Linked DNA regions of Homo sapiens: region 2 is linked to region 1. The links are chromatin loops, found by intact Hi-C in ENCODE. Cell type or tissue: HCT116. All regions are shown on one strand. Each heading gives the region's core, and the rest is flanking DNA. Links, peaks and the distances in the headings are about the cores only.

Evidence for each region. Peaks named below come from ENCODE experiments on the same cell type or tissue, not always from the same donor. Only the 100,000 strongest peaks of a DNase experiment are listed, where the experiment ranks them.
Region 2: a loop joins it to region 1, with 6 times the contacts of the local background. A loop is called at or near these places in 16 of 110 quality-filtered maps.

The regions. Positions count from the first base shown.
Region 1 is chr1:206,722,793-206,731,121 of GRCh38, forward strand. It overlaps MAPKAPK2 (MAPK activated protein kinase 2), which reads left to right. Exons shown (of 10, transcript NM_032960.4): 2 at 5,918-6,057; 3 at 6,243-6,307; 4 at 6,604-6,683; 5 at 7,180-7,306; 6 at 7,896-7,971. Among named protein-coding and RNA genes, the nearest start is that of MAPKAPK2, 42 kb to the left of the region's middle. RefSeq lists an enhancer at 1-349. In HCT116, for the core only: CTCF peaks have their summits at 2,975 (motif pointing right) and 3,673 (motif pointing right); DNase peaks (open chromatin) are centred at 2,989 and 3,689.
Region 2 is chr1:207,074,190-207,082,518 of GRCh38, forward strand. It overlaps PFKFB2 (6-phosphofructo-2-kinase/fructose-2,6-biphosphatase 2), which reads left to right. Exons shown (of 15, transcript NM_006212.2): 15 at 1-3,628. Among named protein-coding and RNA genes, the nearest start is that of C4BPB, 11 kb to the right of the region's middle. In HCT116, for the core only: a CTCF peak has its summit at 3,789 (motif pointing left); a DNase peak (open chromatin) is centred at 3,792.

The DNA.
Region 1 (8,329 bases), core at 276-8,275:
GCAGCAGCTGCCCTCCCGAGTCCTCTTTCCTTTACACCCCTCAGAGCACCCGGGCCAGCCATCCTCCATGTGGTGCAGCAGAGGCGCCGGTGGTCCGGGAACCAGAGTGGGTGGCCCTGGCCTGGAGGCACGGTGGGTTAGTGTGTGACACACGTGGCTTTCCCCCGACCCCCAGCTGCCTCCTGGGAGTGAAGAGGAGGTCTTATTTGCCAACACATACCGCACCACACACCCACAACACACTTGGTGCCAGAATCAGCCTTTTGCATCGCTCTTGGCGCTGAATCAGAGTCTGTCTTGGGGAGGGATGTCTTCCTTCTCTCATTACATGCGCCCAGCTTAGGTGGTGTAGTGAGGGAGTGTACAGGGCTGGGATGCCACAGCCTGCTTTCCTCCCCGTGTCCTGGGGTCCCCCGTCTGTCCAGTGCCCAGAGCTATTAATAACACCTTCATTGAAATGGGTGTAATGGAATCCCAGTTGCCCCCCCCAGTGGGACTCCAACACATGGGGAGTGGGGAGCAGAATAATAATAGCAAACACGGATGCAGTACTTATTACGTGCCAAGCGTTATTCTTAGTTATTTACATCATGCACATCTATTAACTCATCTTGTATAGCAAGCCCATGAGGTGGGGACTATTACTGTCCTATTAATGGGTAAGGGAACCAAGGCACAAAGGGGTTGGAAACTTTTCCCAGTTCACATAGCTAGTGAGCAGTGGCGCTTGTGAAGGGGGTCCTCCTGAGGGCCTGGGGCCTGCTCCTTCCCAGTCTTGTCTTCATGTCCACCTTGCTGACGAGTGGCACATCAGGCCCTGGGTGCCGGCTGCTTTCCTGTCCTCTGGCTCAGCCAGGCTTCTAATGCTGACCACTCCTGAGTCTTTCCACGTGGCTCCACAATGGCAGACTTGCAGGAGGAGATGAGGGGAACCATGCATACCTTGAATAGGGGGAGGGGTCCTGTCCTTCTTCCCCTCAGGTGCTGGAAGAGACAGAGAGGCATGGGACTGTATTTAGGCAGCTCCCGCAGCTCCCTCACTGCCGCTGTCCTAGAGCTTCCTTCCCAGGCAATGCGCTCTGTGGCTTGGGCCCCTGCCCCTGCCACAGTTGGCAGGGGGCCTTGCCTGTGGCGTTGCAGCTGAGCACACGCAATCATTAACCTTTTCTACGTGTAAGAGAATTTCAGGCACAAACTGTGGGGCTGAGGTGAGTCACAATGTTGGACCGGGGCTTAGTTTGGGCTTAAAATATTTCACAATTCCTCCAGGCATTCTTTGACTAATGATCTATGGCTTTTTAGTGGGAAGACCCTTCCTTCTTCTAGTCTCCAGTCCTCAGAGCATGGTTCAGGGCCTGTTGGCCTTCACTGCCCATGGCCATGCCCATGCCCAAGGAGCAGGGGCCTTGGCTTCTGGGTGGACCTGCCGCCTCGCTCTGCTGGTGGCCTCTGGCAGTGCCCTAGGAGTCCTGCTTTCCTTCCCTGTCTCTTCTTTGGCTTGGAGTGCAGGCCACCTCCCCTGCTGTTCTTTACTTAGCCCTGTACTCCAGATTAGCACATTCTTGGTTTCCTCTCTCCAGGCCTTCTGCGCTCCACACTTGTCCACAGAGCCACTTTGGCACTTCAGGGCTGTGCCCCCAGGACGTCAGCCAGCCTGCCTCGCCCATCTGAAGGGCTTTCATTGCTTGGGTTGATTTTCTTATCCAGTCAGGGATTTCTGATAAACATGTGCCTGGATGGATGTCAATGACCAGTCCTTTTTTTTTTTTTTTTTGTTAAATTTAATTTAAGTTCTGGAATACAAATGCAGGATGTGCAATGACCAGTCTTCATGGGAAATTCTTGCTAAGTTTCTCTAAGAAATTTAAAATACTACCTTTTCCAATTTATTTCAGGATGGAAAGGACAGCTCACCCTCAGTCACTGGGGGAGAGAGTTTAGTAGGGAGAAGAAGCAACAGAATGAGGGGGTGTTAGCTCAGAAGTTCCTAACCACTAGGTGAGGGAAGGAAGAGGGGAGGGAGTAAACAGAAATCAAATTAGATCTTGCCCATTAGAAACTCAGTTAGGTTGGGCAGATAAGGCATAAATATGCAAAATGGTAAATTTTTTCAAAGTGGAAACTACCCTATATAGAGTTTCTGAAGCACCTTCAAGGATATTATTTCACGAAGTTGAATCTAATTTTACAGATGAGGAAACCCTTTCCAGAAAGATAGGTGGGCTTGCATGACACAAGCTAGGAAGTGCAGAACTGGGATTCAAAATGCATGCGATTGCAAAGCCTAGGTTCACTGTGCTACATCCGTCTCCTCTAATGGGTAGAGAGTTTGTGCAAGTCTGGAAGTGTGATGTGAACCTAGCCCTTCTTGCACAAACTCTCCTTTGCCTTGTGCCACGCACTCCTAACGTGTTCAGGGCAGAAAGTGCGGAAGTTGCAGTGAGCGCTTGGAATTCAGGGGGTGCTAAGGAGCATGCATTTAGATTTGGATCTTGGTGCATCCTCACTTAGCACAGCTCTGGTTGGCAGATGTCCTGGTGGTCGTCACTGGGCTGAAGACAGAAACCCAGCCTACAATCTTGGTGATAACTTGTGCTGGTTACATCCACATGCTCCAAGCTCAACTCAGTGGTGACGGAGGAACCCCCCTGTACTGTGGCATTAATGGTACTGGTTGACAGTGATGAATGCCTTTCTGATAATAAAGCACTTTTAGAGGTATTATTTCATTAGATGCTCATAATGTTTCTATGAGGGGGAGGCTAGGCAGGTATCATCGCTCCTAAATGCATGTGGCACAGGCTCTGAAAGGTAGACCTCTCTGTGAGGCTGTGCAAGAAGAAATTGACAAATTTCAGACTGGGCCAAGTCTTCCCTGATTGTAACTCTACAACCAGGCATTGCTTCTGAGTAAATCTGACAACTTTGATTCTTCTCCTCTGGGCTCCAGTTCCTGTGTGCCTGTAGGGGGCGATCGAGGTTCTTTCTGCTTGGCTGCTCTGGAAACCTTGTTCCTCCTGAACCCTTTGAATTTAGCACTCTTACAGCATGTAATCTCACTGGATTTTAAGGATTTTCTGTGTCTCCCCTCATATCTTCTTCTGCCCCCCACTAGCCTAGGCTTTTCCAGATCAGGACTGCTCTATTTGGTTTTGACATTCAGTGCAATGCATGGCCCATAGTAGGAGCTCAGTAAATGCTTGCTGGATTGAATTATATACAAAGGAAATTGGCCAGTGCCTTCTCTTGCTCCCCTTAGAGCATGGGAAAGTAAACTTTTTTCCTGGTACATCCAAATGAATGAAGTTGAAGGCTGGGCATGGTGGCTCACACCTGTAATCCCAGCACATTGGGAGGCCAAGGTGGGGTATCACTTGAGACCAGGAGTTCGAGACCAGCCTGGCCAACATGGCGAAACCCGGTCTCTACTAAAAATACCAAAAAATTAGCCAGACGTGGTGGCTCACACCTGTAATCCCAGCTACTCAGGAGGCTGAAGTGGGAGAATTGTTTGAACCCGGGAGGCGGAGGTTACAGTGAGCCAAGATTGTGCCACTGCACTCCAGCCTGGGCAACAGAGCGAGACCCTGTCTCAGAAACAAACAAACCCTAATGAAGTTGAAAGTGGCAGAACTCAAGACCCATGAGGTGTCCTCATATGGCCACAAGGTGGCAGTGTGACCTCCTGGGAACCTTGCCTCCTGCAACTATTGGCTCCGGCCACCTGTTACTCCATGGGAGAGACCGAGTTATCTAGTCATTGATTCCTTCTAGTCACCTGTTTGGGGAATTGCCTCTGCAAAGTCAGTCTGAGAAATCTTGGCTTCCAGCCTCCTCTAAAAGCTGGGTGGTGTGGTGGAAAGACTTGGTCTTTGGAGTCTACCAGGCCTGGATTCCAACCTTGGCTCTGCCTTTTCTCAGAAACTTAGCCTTGGGCATGCTACTTCTCTGAGCCTCAGCTTCCCCATCCTGTAAAATGGCAAATGTACAGTTAGGAAAAACCCAACATATCATGGGCCATAGCATAAATGTATGCCAGCATTCTTGTTGGAAATGCTCATTTGTCCTTCCCTTCCCTCTGCAAGCTGGCTCCATCATGGCCATCTGATCTTATTTGCAAGCTTCAGACACTTTCCAGCAGGTTCTTAGGCCTCCCTGCTGTATCACCCCAGCTCCACTCCATCTCGGTCAGTCAGCACCTGCTTCCCACGTTTCCCTCTGCCTTCATGCCTTCCCTCTGCCTGTCCATTTCCTTCCCAGCATGTCTCTTGGACACCCCAGCCCTCTGAATGTCCAAAGCAGTTGGAGTGTGGACTGTGTAGGGCTCATCTTGACTTCCCATGAAGATGCTAAATCTGTGAGTGTCCTTGTCTTAATTATTTTGGCACCTGCGCTTGCACTTAGACAATTGGTGATAAAAATGACAGCTATTAGTGAGTGCATGTCAGATACTCTGTGAGGTGCTTTGTGGAAATATTTCATTTAATCCTCACAACAAATCTGTGAAACAGAAGCCATTATCCATCCCCACTTTACAAAGGAAGGGTAGATCAGGATGCTTTTGGCTCCAAGCAATAGACAATTTCATGAAAAGCAGCTTAAACAGTAAGAAGAGTTTATTATCTTGTCAAAAAGAAGTACTGAGGGATCCCTGGTGATGGCAGCGAGGATCCAGGTGATTGCCATTTCTCCTGGTTGCCTTCCTCAGTGCATTGGTTTATCCTCTTAGGCCCCCCTTACTGGTAATAATGTGACTGTCATGGTCCCAGGTGCCATATGCAGGAGAGATGATGTACATTTCTTGTGCTCCCTTTAAGAAGCCTCTTAGCAGATTTCTTTTTTTTTTGAGATGGAGTCTCGCTCTGTTGCCCAGGCTGGAGTGCAGTGGCGTGATCTCGGCTCGCTGCAAGCTCCACCTCTCAGGGTTCACGCCATTCTCCTGCCTCAGCCTCCTGAGTAGCTGGGGCTACAGTCGCCTGCCACCATGCCTGGCTAATTTTTTTTGTATTGTTAGTAGGGACGGGGTTTCACCGTGTTAGCCAGGATGGTCTTGATCTCCTGACCTCGTGATCTGCCTGCCTCGGCCTCCCAAAGTGCTGGGATTACAGGCACGAGCCACCGTGCCCGGCAGCAGATTTCTTACAAGGCTCTTGGCCAGTTGAGTTGTAGGCTTGTTCCCAAGCCAGTCACTAGCAAAGGGACTGGAATTAATGAGACTGGCTTAGACAGGTCAAGATTGAACCCCTGAGGCTGGTGAGAAGCCAGCCTCCTTTAATACCCCTAGCCAATTGGTCCAGGGAGAAGAAGGGGCATCAGTGAGGTTCGACGAGTTAAGTAACTTGCTCAAGCTTGGAAATCTAGTAATAACTGGATTCATACTGGCATCCGGCTGACTTCCAAGGCCATCTGTTGCCAGGTTGAAGTCAACTACAGAGGTAGAGAGAATATTGCTCTGGATTTGTTGTGCTGGGTCTGAGTAATTGCTGAGGGGCCTTTTCCTATGGACTCTGGAGTCTCTCTTCTCTCTAGCCCCCTTTCCAATACTGTATTGGTTTTTCTCAGTCTGCCTTTCTCCCCGAAGCCCCTTCACCCCCTGCTTCCCAGTACCTGAGTGCTGCCTGCCTTCCACAGTAGACTTTATGGCCTAAGCTGGAGACAGGTCTAAGCTGGACCGAATGGCCTGAGGGCTGATCTCAGTGTAGCTGTCAAGGCCCCAAGAGAGTCATCATGAGATTTCATATAGAGCAGATAAGGAACTGCAGAGGCCTCAGGAAATGTGCCAAGGGGGCTGGTGGGGGGGGCCAGCAGGAGTGGGGGGTTTGTGGTATGTCGGTGGCGATGTCAGGGCATGTGGGCCAGGGGCTTAGAGCAGGCCCATGTGACAGCGCAGTTACTCAGAAAGCTGTTTGGCCTGCAGATGCTTCAGGACTGCCCCAAGGCCCGCAGGGAGGTGGAGCTGCACTGGCGGGCCTCCCAGTGCCCGCACATCGTACGGATCGTGGATGTGTACGAGAATCTGTACGCAGGGAGGAAGTGCCTGCTGATTGTCATGGAATGGTAAGCAGCCACTGTTCTAGTCCCGGCCCAGCCTGTTCCCACTCCTCACTCAGGCACCTTACCCTCTGAGGACAGCCCAGGGATGGGCCTGAAGCCTGGAATGTAAACACTTGATTTTTTGGGGGGCAGTGGAGAGTGGCGGCGGGCTGTTGTGTTCTCTGGATCTCACTGTGGCTTCATTTCAGTTTGGACGGTGGAGAACTCTTTAGCCGAATCCAGGATCGAGGAGACCAGGCATTCACAGAAAGAGGTAGAAAGGGTCTGTTGTGGGAGCACGTGCAGGCAGGCAGGGCAGTGGGGGTCTGAAGGGGGCCTTTGCAGTGCCTGCTCTTGGGGAAGGGTGCTGAGGCTGCTGCCCCCTCCAGCATGCTGCAAGGGGTGCCTCAGCTGACCAGGGAAGCTCCTGGTGGCTTTGTTTCTGGGGTGGGTGGTGGCTGTGGGGAGCCTCAGGCTGCACAGAGGTGGGACCCGGTGCACTGGGTTTTCAAGCCTAATGATGTGTCTTTGTGACTTTCTTTCCCACTCACTCTTCCCTCCCCTCTACAGAAGCATCCGAAATCATGAAGAGCATCGGTGAGGCCATCCAGTATCTGCATTCAATCAACATTGCCCATCGGGATGTCAAGGTGCCAGCTGTTCATAACCCTGAGCCCGAGTGCTGTGGGGGGCAACAAAGGGGCTGTGGCCACCCCAGAGATGGTTGCCAGGCCACCCTGCGTCCTTGCTGCCTGGTTCCTGAGCATGCCATTCTCTGCCTTGTAGGGCCTTGCCCTCTCTGCCCATGGGCAAACCCCTAAACCCAGTAGTGAAGCATTCTCTGGCCCCACTCAGCCCTGTGGTTCTCCTCAGGCAGAACCCCTCAGTCACACTCTTGGTTTCTCTGTTCCTGTGGTGTTTACTGCGGGTTCTGTGTGTCAGTCTGTTATCTCCAGGCACTCTGGAAACCCTGCAGAGGCAGGCACCTGCCCATAGAGAGCTGCCACTCCTCGTGGTGGGCAGTGCCCAGGATAGGCAAATGGTTGCTGGATGAGTAGAGGAAGGGAGGAACCAGGATCCTTTTCGTTTCTGATAGCCCCTCCCAGGTCCAGCAGGGTTGCTATTTTTCTGTCTCTCTTTCTGTAGCCTGAGAATCTCTTATACACCTCCAAAAGGCCCAACGCCATCCTGAAACTCACTGACTTTGGCTTTGCCAAGGAAACCACCAGCCACAACTCTTTGACCACTCCTTGTTATACACCGTACTATGTGGGTAAGTCCACAGGGGGCCCAGGGACCTAGGCTTTTCCCAGAACTTTTCTCAGCCCCTCCTCTTGGCTATCTGGGGGGCCGCAAATCCTAGGAGAGTTGTGTCTGTATGGCCCCTTCTGGTGCTGGTTCTGCTGGGACCTGCTGAGAAGTAGGGCTTGTCAGAGCGAAGCTACAGTTGAGAAATTGTAGGAAAGGATCTGCTGGGATCTTTCTGAGAAGAGCCATGGTTTCCATCAGATTCTCCATGGAGTCTGGACCCAGGTCTTGTTCTGGAGCCACAGCTGATTGGCATGGAAGAAGCTTTCAAAGCATGTTCAGAGCATCTGTGAAATTAAATGAACGGCATGGGCCTGAAAGTCTCATGCAGTTCAGGATTTTTAGAATCTTAAGCTCCTAGTTCCAGGTTCCTCATGGAGGAGGATGTTCTGTTCCAGTCCCTGGGCTGGGCTTTGGCTCTTCCTTCTGTGCCCCAACTGCTGCCACCTCATGATAGGCTGAAAGGTTGGGATGGGGAGCATCTTTCACAGAGAAACTGAGTGGATCACAGGGTTCTGAGGGCCGGCCCACCCATGTTGACCTTTGATTTGCAGCTCCAGAAGTGCTGGGTCCAGAGAAGTATGACAAGTCCTGTGACATGTGGTCCCTGGGTGTCATCATGTACATCCTGTGAGTGTGCTGGGGAGGGGGCTGGGTGGGGCAGGGAGTCAGGGCGGCCTGTACTTCTCCAGGACAAGAGGAAGAGGCAGACGTTAGCATTCCCCTTTGTACAGGGGAGTCCCCTGCGTGCCCCTTCTCTCAGTTCCGATAGCTAAGTGGCGGGTGTAAACCAGCTCATGGGCTGGAAAGTGTGCGCCTTAGATACTTGCTATGCTGGATTCCCGGGCCCCGGGCTTGACTTTGTATATTGTGCCTGTGTCAATAAGCCCTGATTTCTCTGTGACCTTTACAAGGAGAAGAGCCTGTTTCTCATCCTGTTCCTGGTACAGGGCCACTAAGTGACAGCTGTTCTGTCTCCCACTTCCTT
Region 2 (8,329 bases), core at 101-8,100, 350 kb after region 1:
GAAAAATACTGGATAGTAGTTTCTCAGACAAAAGTGTCAGCCTAGGAATTCTGAATTCCTCATAGTCCTGAAAGGACAGTTCTTTGGGTTTGATGTTTGAGCAGATCATAATGTTAAATGATATAACCCCCTGGAAGGCAGGCTGCTGTGTTTTAGAGGGTTATTCTAGGTTCTAGTCCCATCTTTAACCCTTTACATTGCTGAGTGATGTGGAACAAATCACTGAATTAAATAATTGTCTCTAGAGAGCAGCTGGGGATTTTAAGCACCCTGGAGAGAGGTGCAGACCCTGCCAGGATGATAAAGGTTGTCATCACTGGCAACTGACTCCTGACCCCGGGTCCTTTACTCGTATGTCCCAAGTAGGATACCATAGGCAGCTTCTAAAGGCTGCTTACCTAGATTCTTCTCAAAATTGTGTCCAAGATGTTAAGTAACCTGCTATTCCTGTTTAGTGGTTACATAACATGTACTTAGTGTCTTTGTGGAGCTTTGGGCTGGTAGGGGCAGGGATAGGGGAAAGCTAAACAGAAGTAGAAGAAAAGGTCCTTGTCCAGAGGAAGGTTATTTTAAGAGACAGGACATGTAATTTATAACAAATGGACATTTGCAATATAGCAACAGTCTGAGTCTAGAAGTGTTCAACCATCACATCGCTTCTCCTGACTTTTCTGTTGTCCTATGGCTATGAGACTACAGGGGTTGGGGGATGGGGATGCCCCCACCACCACCAGTGTGAGAATGAGATATGGTTGGGGAGGCGTGTTTGGCACTTTTACAAGGTTGCATTGTCCACATTTGCTTGGATGGTGGCATCTGTAGCCCAAATGGGCATTCAGTCTTTTCTTCTGCTGTGAGGTAAGAGTAATTCAGACCTAATGAATGAGAAGAGGGAGCACTTTGATCCACAGACTTTGGATTAACACTGTACCCACTCTTAGCAAAAGGGGACTTCTCTAACAAGCTAGCATTGTGTTAACCTGTCATTAACCCAGCATTAGAGACAGGTCACTGGGATGTTCATTCTGGCTCTCAGCCTGCTGTTATTTCCCCACTCTCACCTGTGCTAGTTCGCTTTCTCCAGAAGAGGAGCTGAGGTGGTCTTATCCTCAGATAGGACATGAGAAATTGGAATTTGGCAAGCAAGGGCTTCAGCATCCTTTAGTTTCTAAAGCAAGATCCCTTCAGAGAAGTCTAGCAGGAAGAAGCCAGGAGAATGTAGAATGGAAAAGAGCTCTTACTCCAAATTTTAGAGAAGTTTCAGCTCTACTTCTCATCTTTTCTCTCCTGGTCTTACTTGAATGCATGTTGGTAATCTGTATACATTACTATGACTGTGTCTATCACAAGTCCTACAAAATAAAAATGGACTTAAAAGTACTCTCTGCTGAGGCTGTAAGTTTTGTTTTGTGAGAAATAGGTAAAGACATTAGCATTTAATCTACTGGAATAAGCTGGTTGCTGTGGCTTATACCTGTAGTCCCAGATACTTGGGAGGCTGAGGCAGGAGAATCACTTGAGACCAGCCTGGGCAATATAGTGAGACCTCACCTCTAAAAAAGTTTTTTATAAATTTACTTGTCTAAAGTGGGGAAAGGGAAATTATTCTGTTTTCTTATTCTTGCTTCAAGACTATGACAGATTTGAAAGAGAATTCTAAAGCAGATTTAGAGAACCTGCTTCTCTTCTTATCTCCTAATCCCTAAATTGTAATTTAGCTCTTATCTGTATTGTTGTTTTGTTTTGGTAAAGGGATGATTTTTACATTGAGTTTTAAAGTAGAATAAGAAAAGCTTCTAAAAACTTGCATTGTGCTAGGGATCTGCCCTATATCTTTGCCTCTGGTGTTTCGTTGTTGTTGTTATTGTTTGTTTGTTTCCAAAGAAGTTGGAGTTAAGGACACAATATATTTGTACCCCTAGACTGAATGGGTGAGTATTCCATATGAGGATCTGGGTAATCCTCTTTGCAACCCACATTTGGTCTTCAGAGACACTGGCATTTTGAAGAAACATATGATATAGCTGTTTGGAAATAAATTCATCTATGTTACTTTTTTTTTCTTTTTTTTTTTTTTTTATGAGCAGGAGATCTTAATTGACAGAAACTCATTGGTGGTTGGAGTGGCCAATGGGCACGGGAAAAAGTATCCAGTAATCAGAAGAATTGTATCTGGGTTATGTAATCTTATGCACATTCCATTGTCTTTGCCAAGCCCAGAAGCCATGTTGTGTTCATTGTTAAGAAATTTGATAGATTTACCCAGCTTTTCTATGTATTTTGACTTATTGAAAATATGTAACAACTGAGTCGGGTTGCAGCACTGGTGGGGTAGAATCGACTTTCCCTGAAGGTGACACAGATGTCAGAATTGTGTCCAGGGATTTAATTTAGACCCATACTGTCCAGGAGACTGTCTCTAGTTGGATCTCTGTGCTGACTGACTGACAGACAGACTTTAGTGTCTGTGTGCTGACTGACAGACTCTAGTAGTGTCTATATGTTGACCAACTGGTAGACCAGGAGGATCTGTGTGCTGATTGACTCTAGTAGGATCTGTTTGTCACTGACAGACTGTAGTAGTGTCTGTGTGCTGACTGATAGATAGACTATAGTAAAATTTGGGTGTTGCCTGACTAACGGTCTAGGGTCTGTAAGCTGACAGTCTGCCTGCTTTCTGATTGTATCCATTGAAGTGTATGTACATTATGGTAATTCTCTGTCTATTAAATGTGTCTAACAAAGGAAGGAATTAAGCACTCCACGTGTTTTCTTTATAGGGGAGTTCTGTACACTATGATTTTAAATAGATATTTCTTATATAGTAGTGGCCAAATTCTCATTATTTTGTACAAGATAAAGGTTATGCATCACTTTTATGGTATTTTGTGAACTCAGCTAAGGGAATGCCTGTTCAGAGCCTGGAGTTGTTACCTTTACTTGAAGTCATCTCATCCAGTCCCCTGCTTTAGGGCAGGACTTCAGTTCCACTGTTCATTTCTGAAGCTTCTGTGTCCCCAGCTTACCCTGTTCTGAAATGTTGTATTCCATTGGACAGGGCTGCTATTTTTAGTCAGCCATGCATTTGGATTTTACACTTAATCTAGTAAGTAAAAATGAGAAGAAAATTTGGCATTTAAAAATTGATTTTAAGGGTTGGCAAAAGTATTTTTTCCAGTAAGCCTTTCACTGGATATCTGTGACCAATGTTTACCTACGCAATGTTTTTGTATCTGAATTGCTTATGTACGTTTTTTATTATATTGACCTAACAAGAAGATCAACTTATGCTGGTATGGTGATGGTTTTGCTATGGCAAAATCAAAGGGCTGATCATACATGGTGCCCTTTGGGAAGGGGGATGGTGTGGGGCTGAGCACCTCTGGGTTGAATGGGAATGGGTCAGATTGGGAAGCCTAGGAAGAGAGTTCTACTGTAGATTTCCTAGGCACTGCTCTGTTGAAATAGGAACATAAGTCTTTAGCAACATTCTGATTTAATCGGGTGACACTGATAACAAAGTATGCCACTCAGATCCATTTAAAGTGTGCATAACTGTATTTGAAATGTGTTTTTGTGTGCGTGTGTGTAGAATGGGTAAATAAAATTGTTGAGTAACTTGAACCTATCAGAAGGCTTCTGGGTTTTTTGTTTAGTATTTTCAGTTGTGTTTCCCATCCCTTCCCCACCCCTAAAACTTTGCCTCATGCTGCACAAGGATTCAGACTCAGACAAGCCAACAGAAGTTCGCACTGTAATTGAAGACCATGGTGTAGCCGTGGCTCTCTTCTGCCACCTTCTGGGGAAGATAGGAAGAACATTATGGAAAGCACATGAACTTCAATAGTTGTGTGTTCCTGTTGGCACTTATGCAAGAATTAAGAAACAATTACATTTCACTGCACTGTGCAGTAATTCCCATTAGCAACATGTAACTCATATTATGTATTATAAAGAAAACTTTTGGAGATTTTTTAGCACTTGGTGGACTGTTGTTCCTAAAATGTGATTTGCCCATTTCTAAAGAGATTATGGTCAAGGGTATAAAACAGCATTTAATTTTTTTTGAGACAGGAAATACAGATGGGATTGTTTTACCATTCGCATGCCTTATTCCTTGTTACCTTAACAAAGACCAGAAGCTCATTAGAAATGCAGAATCCCAGGCCCCATCCCAGACCTCCGGAGTCAGAATCCTCATTTTACTAGGACGACCAGGTGATTCATATGCACATTTAACATTTGAGAAGCACTGTTCTAGGGGAAAAATTTCCCACAAGGTAAAATGTTAGATGCCAGTTAATGGGAAGAAGTTGATCTGCTCTGATGACTGGTTTCAGAATGGACTCGTATAACTAAAATAGTAGGGACCCTCCTCAGAAGCCAAGTAGCCCCTGACTACAGTGTCACTTTATTGGCATGGTCTTTTGGCTGACATAGCCTACACGATTTCCTTCTACCAGAGGGATCCTGACTGCTCCTGCTTCATATCTTGGGTATGTAGCTTATGGTCCAGGTCTGAAAGGAGTGCCTGGTCCAATATGGTCACGAGGTCAGCTCCTCAGGGAAAGAAGACCATGACTACGCCATTCGGGTAGTCAAGGTGTGTGTGTAGGCACACCAGTGTGTTCATGCATGTGTATGGATGTGGGGATGGGGAGGTTGAGGGAGGAGGGAAGGTAGGGGAAGGATTCTGTTCTACTTTTATGTTCGCTGCTTGGCAGTGCTGTAATAGCTTTGTGTCTCTTCCTCTCTGGCTCGTAGGCAGCAGAGACCACACTGGCTGTGCGCAGACGCCCCTCCGCAGCGTCCCTCATGTTGCCTTGCTAATGATGTGGATGTTCAGGCCTCACCTCTCCAAACGACTGGGATCTACTGAAAAGCTTGGGATGTCAGCTTCACAGAGGCTAGAACAGGAAGTTAAGTGGGAACTGGACTTTGGGGGCCACCAAAACGAGGCCTGGAGAAACGTCACCATATTTCCTCCCCTCCTGCCTAATGGGAATATCAGTTACACTGAAAAATTTAACTTCCCTGTGCCTCAAAACATTTAGCAACCTGAACCAGTGACTTTTTGTCATCTCTGTGCTGAGTTTGGTCCAAGTTGGTCAATCTCATTCTGTATAGGCATTTAACATCCTACCTGTGACTGTCTGCATCCTTTGCTGGCTCTTTTTTGCCCAAAGTGCAAATGCACTTCTTCAGATTTACTTTTCAAGTGAGAAGGTAAGAGCTGGTCTCTGCCACTGTTCCAGGCGAGCAGGCTAGAGTCTAATATACTTATGCTAGCAGTTACCATTTGCCACATTGGAAGCAAGAGACAAATCACCAGGTGAATGGAGGGTCTTCTGAGAAATTCAGTCCCTAAAACATCTTCTCTGCCTTGATAGAAGAACAGTGTCAGTGGCAACCTTTTCATTTAGAGAAGTTTTTCTTGTTCCAGGCCCTTCAGGACAGGATCTGACTGCAAGACTCCCCAAAATGGGTACCCATCTTCTAAGTTCCCTTTTGTAGCTACTGTACTTTTGACTTGATGCATGTGCCTCTCATGCATCAAGATGGGGCTGATGTGGTTCTCCTGGGTGGTTGGGAATGTGGACTAGACAGAAAAGTAGAGTGCCATTTATATCACGTGAGTAAGTCAAGAAAGCTCCTTGAGAATCAGCCCGATCAGGGAGTGTTTTGGCTTCAGAACAGGTGGAAGGAGACACGCCCCTCTGTGGGCTCTGTCACCATGATACAGTCCTTGAGAGAGCTGTGGCTGTGACTTGGAGGGCAGTAGTCTCCTGATACCTGCCTCTTGGCCACTGGTCACTATTGTGGTCACTGATCTCTCATATAAAAGTGAGGGTGGCGGGGTCATGGACCAGCGCCTCAGTGCATTAGTCATTCGCTTTTCCTTACAGACAAATCAGATAACTCTTCCCCAGTGATTGTCAAATGTATGAATGTATCTCTGTAAATGTGGTTTTGACATGTCACTGTTACTGAAGGAGAGTATGGAATCCCCACAGGATATTATATCTTGCAAGGAAAGTCTATTTTTTAAAGAATAGTATGTTTTTAGCTTTACTTTTCTTTCTTTTCCTTTTCACTCAAATGCTCACTTGCTGGGCAAAAGGGTGAGTAGCAAGAAAAGTAATGATATGTAGCTTTTCTCAAATGGTTCTTTTATACTGTGGATGATACAGGACTCTGTTACCTAAGATGTGATAAGCTGGGCTGCAGGCGGTTCAGCATCCAGCAACTAGGAGCTGCTTTTCTACGTACAAAGCTGCCTTCAGGAAGGCTCCTTACCCTGTAGCAGATGATTTTCATCTGGCTGCCTACCGCATGCTGTACTATAATGATTTAGTTGTGATATGGATTTCTCTCTGCATCGAAAACTGTCTTTTGATGATCAGACAATGTTTATATTTAGTTATTTATTCTATCCATGTAAGGCATTTTTGAGTTTTCTTGTCACTGTTTGCATGTATTTAATCAGAATGTAATATAATTTATGTTGTCAGGTTTTTTTTTGTTTGTTTGTTTGGGGTTTTTTTTGTAGAAATTTAGGTAGTTAGAGCTTTTAAGTCTAATGTCATATTAACTTAAGTTAAATTTCCAGAACGTAGATATCTGTCTTCTGTAAAAGGAAAATAACGATGTTAAGGGACAGTGAATTTTTTTTGAATACTTTGTTTCTCATTGATTTTTATTGTAAGTGTAAACCAAGAGATGCATTTCTCTGGAGAAGTGTTTATCTCCTGGATTAATAAAATCATGCTAAAATATGCGAGTAATATGTATTGCTTTTGTAATAAGAACATAAAATAAAATTATTTTTAATTAAAAATGCAATTAATTTTTAAGATAACACACGAAAAGATAACATTTGGTACATTATATGTATGCAAAATATTAATAACATTGTCTAAAATGTGTTTGAAACTAGCTTCTTTAAGATGATTTTCAAATTATTAGATTATATGTATATTTCCAACTAGTGATTTTAACCAGTTCAAGTTTCATCAGCATTTCAAAATGATATCAGTAAGATTGTGACTACCATGCATTACTGACGTCCTAGAGTTTCATTTATTTATTTAACAAATATTTAGTGACTACCCATTAGTTGCCAGGCAATGACTAAAACAAAGTCCCTGACCTTTGTTTAGAGTTTATTATTGGAAAGGAAAGGTTAACAGCAGGTTTGTAACCTAACGCATCTCTTTCTACTGGGGATGCTTTCCCCCTCATGAATGACCTTCACCAAATAATGTTGGATAATGGTTACATAATGTATATGATAAAGTAACTTGGAACAATCTTTTGGGGTCAGCAGCAATAGAGATAAAATGAAACATTCATAATAACAACAGAGGATTTCCAAATTCTTTAAGTTCAAGGGTTCTTCTGATAGAATGAAAATGACTTATGAATTCTCCAATTTGAAAACAGGTGAGAGACAGTGGTTATGTGTACTGATGAATACATTGAGCTTTAATAATCTAGCTGGTGGGCTGACAGTAATGAGGATGTGGTGTCAAGGTTTAATTTCCTTGGAAATATCTCCAGGCACTTCTGCAAGTGTTCTCTAATTCAGCCATCAAGTCATCATTTGTAAAAGGCTGGGGTGTCTGGAATCATTCTCTGGGTTTTACAGAGAGGTAAATGAGCACCATTACTGAGTCACACACCTCAACACTCGTGATTTTTATAAAGCCAATAATATCTCAGAACAAGGTAAATGTTAAGACCCAACAGACACATGCCACACTGTTTTAAAATGTTGCTGGTAACTTAGCAAAGATACCAGCATTAGAAAATGATTACTCAGCGAGTACTTCAGTGTTGGGTGATGGTCATTATTTGCCTTTCTCCTGTAGGTTTCATCATTACACCATTTCTTAAACTTCTCCAGGGTCTTCACTTAGGACTCACTGTGAGGAGCATCAACCTTCAGGTTCACTAGCTTGCCCTGGCTATTTATTTTTCATTTTTGTAGAAATAGGGTCTCACTATGTTGCCCAAGCTGGTTTTGAACTCGGCAGGAGGTGATGAGCCCATGGGCACTTCCTGTGGCGTCTGACAATGGCCCATCACCAAGGTTTATGGTCTCTAGAAGTATTTTGCACCATCCAACCTTCATTCATTCTCTTGAACTCATTTGAGAATTTGACATGCTAAGGACTCTCTACCCAGAAAAAGGTTGACACATAGGTTTTGCATACAGTTTAGGGAGGTCATGACCTGAAACCCATTCTTGGACCTCAGGGTAGGAAACAGGAGCTACGTAATACTGTCCATACTCTCTTGTCCATTTCTCTCCTTTAACATGTAAAAG